Linked DNA regions of Homo sapiens: region 2 is linked to region 1. A link is an interaction called in ENCODE POLR2A ChIA-PET data of the cell type or tissue named here. Cell type or tissue: A673. All regions are shown on one strand. Region 1 overlaps ABCA12 (ATP binding cassette subfamily A member 12). Region 2 overlaps LOC124907974 (a long non-coding RNA gene).

Region 1 (2,500 bases):
CTGCAAAACTGGACAAATAAATAGATTTTATAGAATTATTAGAAAACTAAATGTTAGAAAATATATATGCATATATTTTTATGTATGTTTATAAACATACACACATATCCACATGTATATCCTTATTTTATACTAGGAACTACCCAGATGGCACCTAAAATTTAGTTCTCTAAACAGCTATCATTCATATCTAGGGGACTAAAATTAACATCATCTTAATCTAAATTTCAAAAATTCCAAAAACATTATAGAATGCCATGAAAGTGTACACAAATACTATCTATTGCTGGAATACACATTGAGTTTACTAAGAAACTAGATAGGGAAAAATTACTATTAGCTAATTTGTACTACATTTAACTTCACAATGTCAAATTTTTAACAAAAGCCTACTACTTAACTAAAGCATTGACTCAACTGTTGATACAAATCACAGTACTTATATAATGTAGAAATGCATGTGCAATAACAATATTTCTTTAAAATGCACTAATGGCTATAAAGGAACTAAAAGACATGTTTTGAGAAACTAATTGCGTTTTCCAAATACAGGATGAACTCAAGCATAACTGAATTTTCTGATTTTCTATCCCCAGTGTAGACTGCCCATCTTATCGGTAACATAAAAGCTATAGAAACAGAGTATGGATATTAATTTTGAACTACCTCTGGAATAGTGCCTATAGACCACTTAGAAGATAGAATATAGTCTTTAATTAGGGCAAGCTCCATTTTCTTCTTCAAAAACATTACTATCTGTTTAGCAAAAGATAAATATTATAAATGCTTAAATAATAATTATTCCTGAAACTAGATCCTTTATTTGGGTTTGGTTTTTAATGAAAATACTTTCTAATATTTAATTTTTCTTTTTAGCTAAAAAAAGATGTATTCTTTAATTGAAAGTTGCTTTTCCTAACTACTTATTTCTAAGTCTTAGAAAAAAATTGATGGGAACCTTGCTCCATTACTTTAAGGCTGGTGATTCCTGATGTTTTAGAAACCTAGAAACATAAACTGCTCTGTCTGGTTAAGAATATTTTGTTGAGATTTTGTGCATGAACAGACAAACAAGTAATTAAATTACAAAAAGTAGCATCTTGTCTTTTATATTATAAGAATAATTTATACTGTAGCCATTTTCTCCTTGAATAATCTTTTGTTTCTGTCTGCAAACCTTGAAACAGAATCTGGTTTAATTGCTTTTTGACTCCTTAGTGTGCTGCTGGTTGTGCAGAAGGTTTATCCACGTTTTGCAACTAACGAAGGTTTCAGAACCCTCCAGAAGTCTGTTAAACATCTGCTGTACACTCTGGACTCCCCAGCTCAAGGTATTATATTTCCATCTTACTGTGTTAAATTCAGTGTCACAAAGCCCATTGGAAATATAAAGCAGAGTGCAATGAAAGTAATCATGTAGAGATGATATTATTCTTAGGTGGGGACATATGCTATGAATAAATCTGGATCTCGAGTTAATCAAAGTGTGGAGAAAGGGAGAAATGGCCAAGAAGAGGGAACTGTGGCTTTCTAGGGTTTTTAGTTAGGTGAAAATGATCTCTGTTAGCTTGTAAAACTATGTTTATACTTGGTATAGAAAAAAAAAATCAGGGACTATGCCTCAACAAATCGATTTCTACCTTATTATTTGAAACAAATGCCTAAAGTGAATTGCAGTATTTTAAAATTCATTTTCAAATTTTGATTTTCCAGTAAGACAAGGTATAACATGTTGGTAGTGAGTCACAAAATGTCCCTTTGGCATATCTAGAATGGTACTGTCTACACTCACATGGAGACATACAGCTACATACACACAGACACATACAGACAAAGGTTTGGAGATGTAAGGAATAAATCCCTACTTGCCAAGTTTGGTTAACAATTTATCTCTGGTGAATAAATTTAGAATTATGCTTTCTCAGCTGAGTTTGTCAGCTTTTACATATTTCAACTTTTACCTTTAGATTACAAAATAAGCATCCTGAGATCATCAGGTCAAAATCTGATTGTTCATTACATAGTATTGAAATATCAATTTTCATATAAAAAGAAAGCATGCCTGTGAAGGCTTTGAAGAATTCTCACTGGAGGGTCCAACAATACTCTTGGATGCCATTTTCTGTTAGTCTAGAGCATTTTTTATATCTACAGTTTCAGAATTGATGGTTAGCTTGCAGGATTGACTGTTATTAAATTTGATGGTCTTGACGTCCATTAGAAAAACAGGATTACTCTTAAAAAAAAAGTTTAGGCTAGAAAACCAGACAATGTGCTAACAAACATAATTATTTCCTCTGTTTTCTTTTCATATTTGCATTTTAAAGGCTTAAGAACTTAATGGTTCTCCTTATTACCCTTTCCTTTTTATCTTCAGACTCATCCTTTATAATTAATATAAAGTAAAGTAATAAAGTTACATTTTTAAAAATTTTAAGTACAAAGCTCACCTGTGCTTCAAAAGCTGGAGAAGTAAGCAGGATTTCTTATTAAGCAGGGA
Region 2 (2,500 bases), 140 kb before region 1:
AGAAGGCAAAGGTTGTGGTGAGCCGAGATCACACCACTGCACTCCAGCCTGGGCAACAGAATGAGACTCGGCCTCAAAAAAAAAATTATATTACTAGATGTAAAGGAAAAAATAGACTCCAATACAATGTACAATAATAGTGGGGGACTTCAACACCCCATTCGCAGCAATAGACAGGTCATGTGGACAGAAAACAAAAAAGAAACACTGAACTTAAACTGGACTTTAGACCAATGAACTTAACCTTTACTGTTTCCAATGGCTACAAAATACACATTCGTCTAATTAGCACATGAAACATTCTCCAGGATAAATCACATTAGTTCACAAAAGAAGTCTCAGCAAATTTTTTAAAAATCAAAATCACATCAAGTATGTACTCAGAGCAAGTATCTTTACTGTTAATCTGATTAGATTCCCTTACAGGTGACTAGATACTTTTCTCTTACTGTTTTTACAATTCTCTTTATTTTTGACTTTTTACAGCTTGACTATAATGTGCTGTGGAGAATGTCTTTTTGCATTATAAATATTTGAGAATCTCTGAGCTTCTTGTATCCAGATGTGTAAACATCCTGCTAGACTCGGGAAGTTTTCCACTATTAATAAAACTGGAATAAAAGTGGACTAAAACTAGCAATCAATAAGAGTAACTTTGGAAATGATACAAATACATGGAAGTTAAACAACGTGCTCCTGAATAACCACTGGGTCAATGAAGAAATTAAGAGAGAAAATTTTAAAAATGTATTGAAACAAAAGAAAATTGAAACACAGCATACCCAAAACTATGGGATATAGCAAAAGCAGTGCTAAGATGGACATTTGTAGCAGTAATACCTACATCAGAAAAATGGAAGATTTCAAATAAACAGTCTAATGATGCACCTCAAGGAACTTGAAAAGCAAGAACAAACCACATCCAAGATTAGTGGAAGGAAAGAAACGATAAAGATCAGAGCAGAACTAAATAAAATAGAGACTTAAAAAAACAATACAGGCCGGTCACTGTGGCTCACGCCTGTAATCCCAGCACTTTGGGAGGCCGATGCGGGCGGATCACGAGGTCAGAAGATCGAGACCATCCTGGCTAACACGGTGAAACCCCGTCTCTACTAAAAATACAAAAAATTAGCCGGGCGTGTTGGTGGGCACCTGGTAGTCCCATCTACTCGGGAGGCTGAGGCAGGAGAATGGCGTGAACCTCGGAGGCGGAGCTTGAAGTGAGCCGAGATTGAGCCACTGCACTCCAGCCTGGGCGACAGAGCAAGACTCCATCTCAAAAAAAAAAAAAAAAAAAATACAAAGGATTAATGAAATGAATAGTCTCATTAGAGACTATTATGAACAACTATGCACTAACAAACCGGAAAACCTAGAGGAAATGGATAAATTCCTGAACACATACCATCTTCTAAGGTTGAATCAGAAAAAAAATAGAAAACCTGAACAGACCAATGAGTAACAAGATTAAACCAGTAATAAAAAGTCTCTGAGGAAAGAAAAGCCGAAGACCAGATGCTTCACTGCCAAATTGTACCAAATGTATAAAGAATTAATGCTAATTTTCCTGAAACTATTCCAAAAAGTTGAAGAGGAGGGAATTACCCCTAACTCATTCTATGATACCAGATGCTGTCTCTCCTGCTCTGCCGTGTGAAGATTATGCTTGCTTCCCCTTCGACTTCCACCATGATTATAAGTTTCCTCAGGCCTCCCTAGCCATGCCTCCTGCACAGCCTGTGAAACTGTGATTCAATTAAACCTCTTTTCTTTATGAGTTACCCAGTCTCAGGTAGTTCTTTATAGCAGTGTGAGAAAAGACTAATACAATAATGAAGGACAAAAACCATATGATCATCTCAAAAGATGCAAAAAAAAGCATTTGATAAAATTCAACTTGTCTTCATGATAAAAACTCTTCACAAACCAAAAACCCCACCAAAAAACTCTTAAAACTAAGAAATTCAGTAAAGTCTCAGGATACAAAATCAATAATTAAAATTAGTAATATTTCTATACACCAATAATGAACTAGCTGAAAAAAAATCAAGAAGGCAATACCATTTACAATAGCTACAAAAAATACCTAGGAATAAATTTACCCAAGTGGATGAATGACTACAAGGAAAACTACAAAACACTGATAAAATAAACTGAAGAGGACACAAACAAATGGAAAGACATCTCATGCGCATGGATCAGAAAAATTAACAGTGTTGAAATGCCCATACTACCCAAAGCCATCTATAGATTCAATGCAATTGCTATCAAAATATCAATGTCATTTTTTATAGAAACAGAAAAAAAATCCTAAAATTTGTACAGAACCAAGAAAGAGCCTGTATTAGTCTGTTTTCACACTGCTGTAAAGAAACACCACAACTGGGTAATTTATAAGCAAAAGAGGTTTAATTGGGTCACAGTTCCACAGGCTCAACAGGAAGCATGGCTGGGGAGGCCTCAGGAAACTTACAATCATGGCAGAAAGCGAAGGGGA

What was found. Peaks named below come from ENCODE experiments on the same cell type or tissue, not always from the same donor. Only the 100,000 strongest peaks of a DNase experiment are listed, where the experiment ranks them.
Region 2: POLR2A ChIA-PET joins it to region 1 with 11 read pairs; 2 of 35 experiments call an interaction of 5 or more read pairs at or near these places.

What each region holds. Positions count from the first base shown.
Region 1 is chr2:215,035,784-215,038,283 of GRCh38, reverse strand. It overlaps ABCA12 (ATP binding cassette subfamily A member 12), which reads left to right. Exons shown (of 53, transcript NM_173076.3): 8 at 1,219-1,331. Among named protein-coding and RNA genes, the nearest start is that of ABCA12, 100 kb to the left of the region's middle. In A673, no CTCF peak of the experiment used is centred here; no DNase peak of the experiment used is centred here.
Region 2 is chr2:215,177,328-215,179,827 of GRCh38, reverse strand. LOC124907974 (a long non-coding RNA gene) reads left to right here. Exons shown (of 2, transcript XR_007088074.1): 2 at 487-2,500. Among named protein-coding and RNA genes, the nearest start is that of ABCA12, 40 kb to the right of the region's middle. In A673, no CTCF peak of the experiment used is centred here; a DNase peak (open chromatin) is centred at 1,507.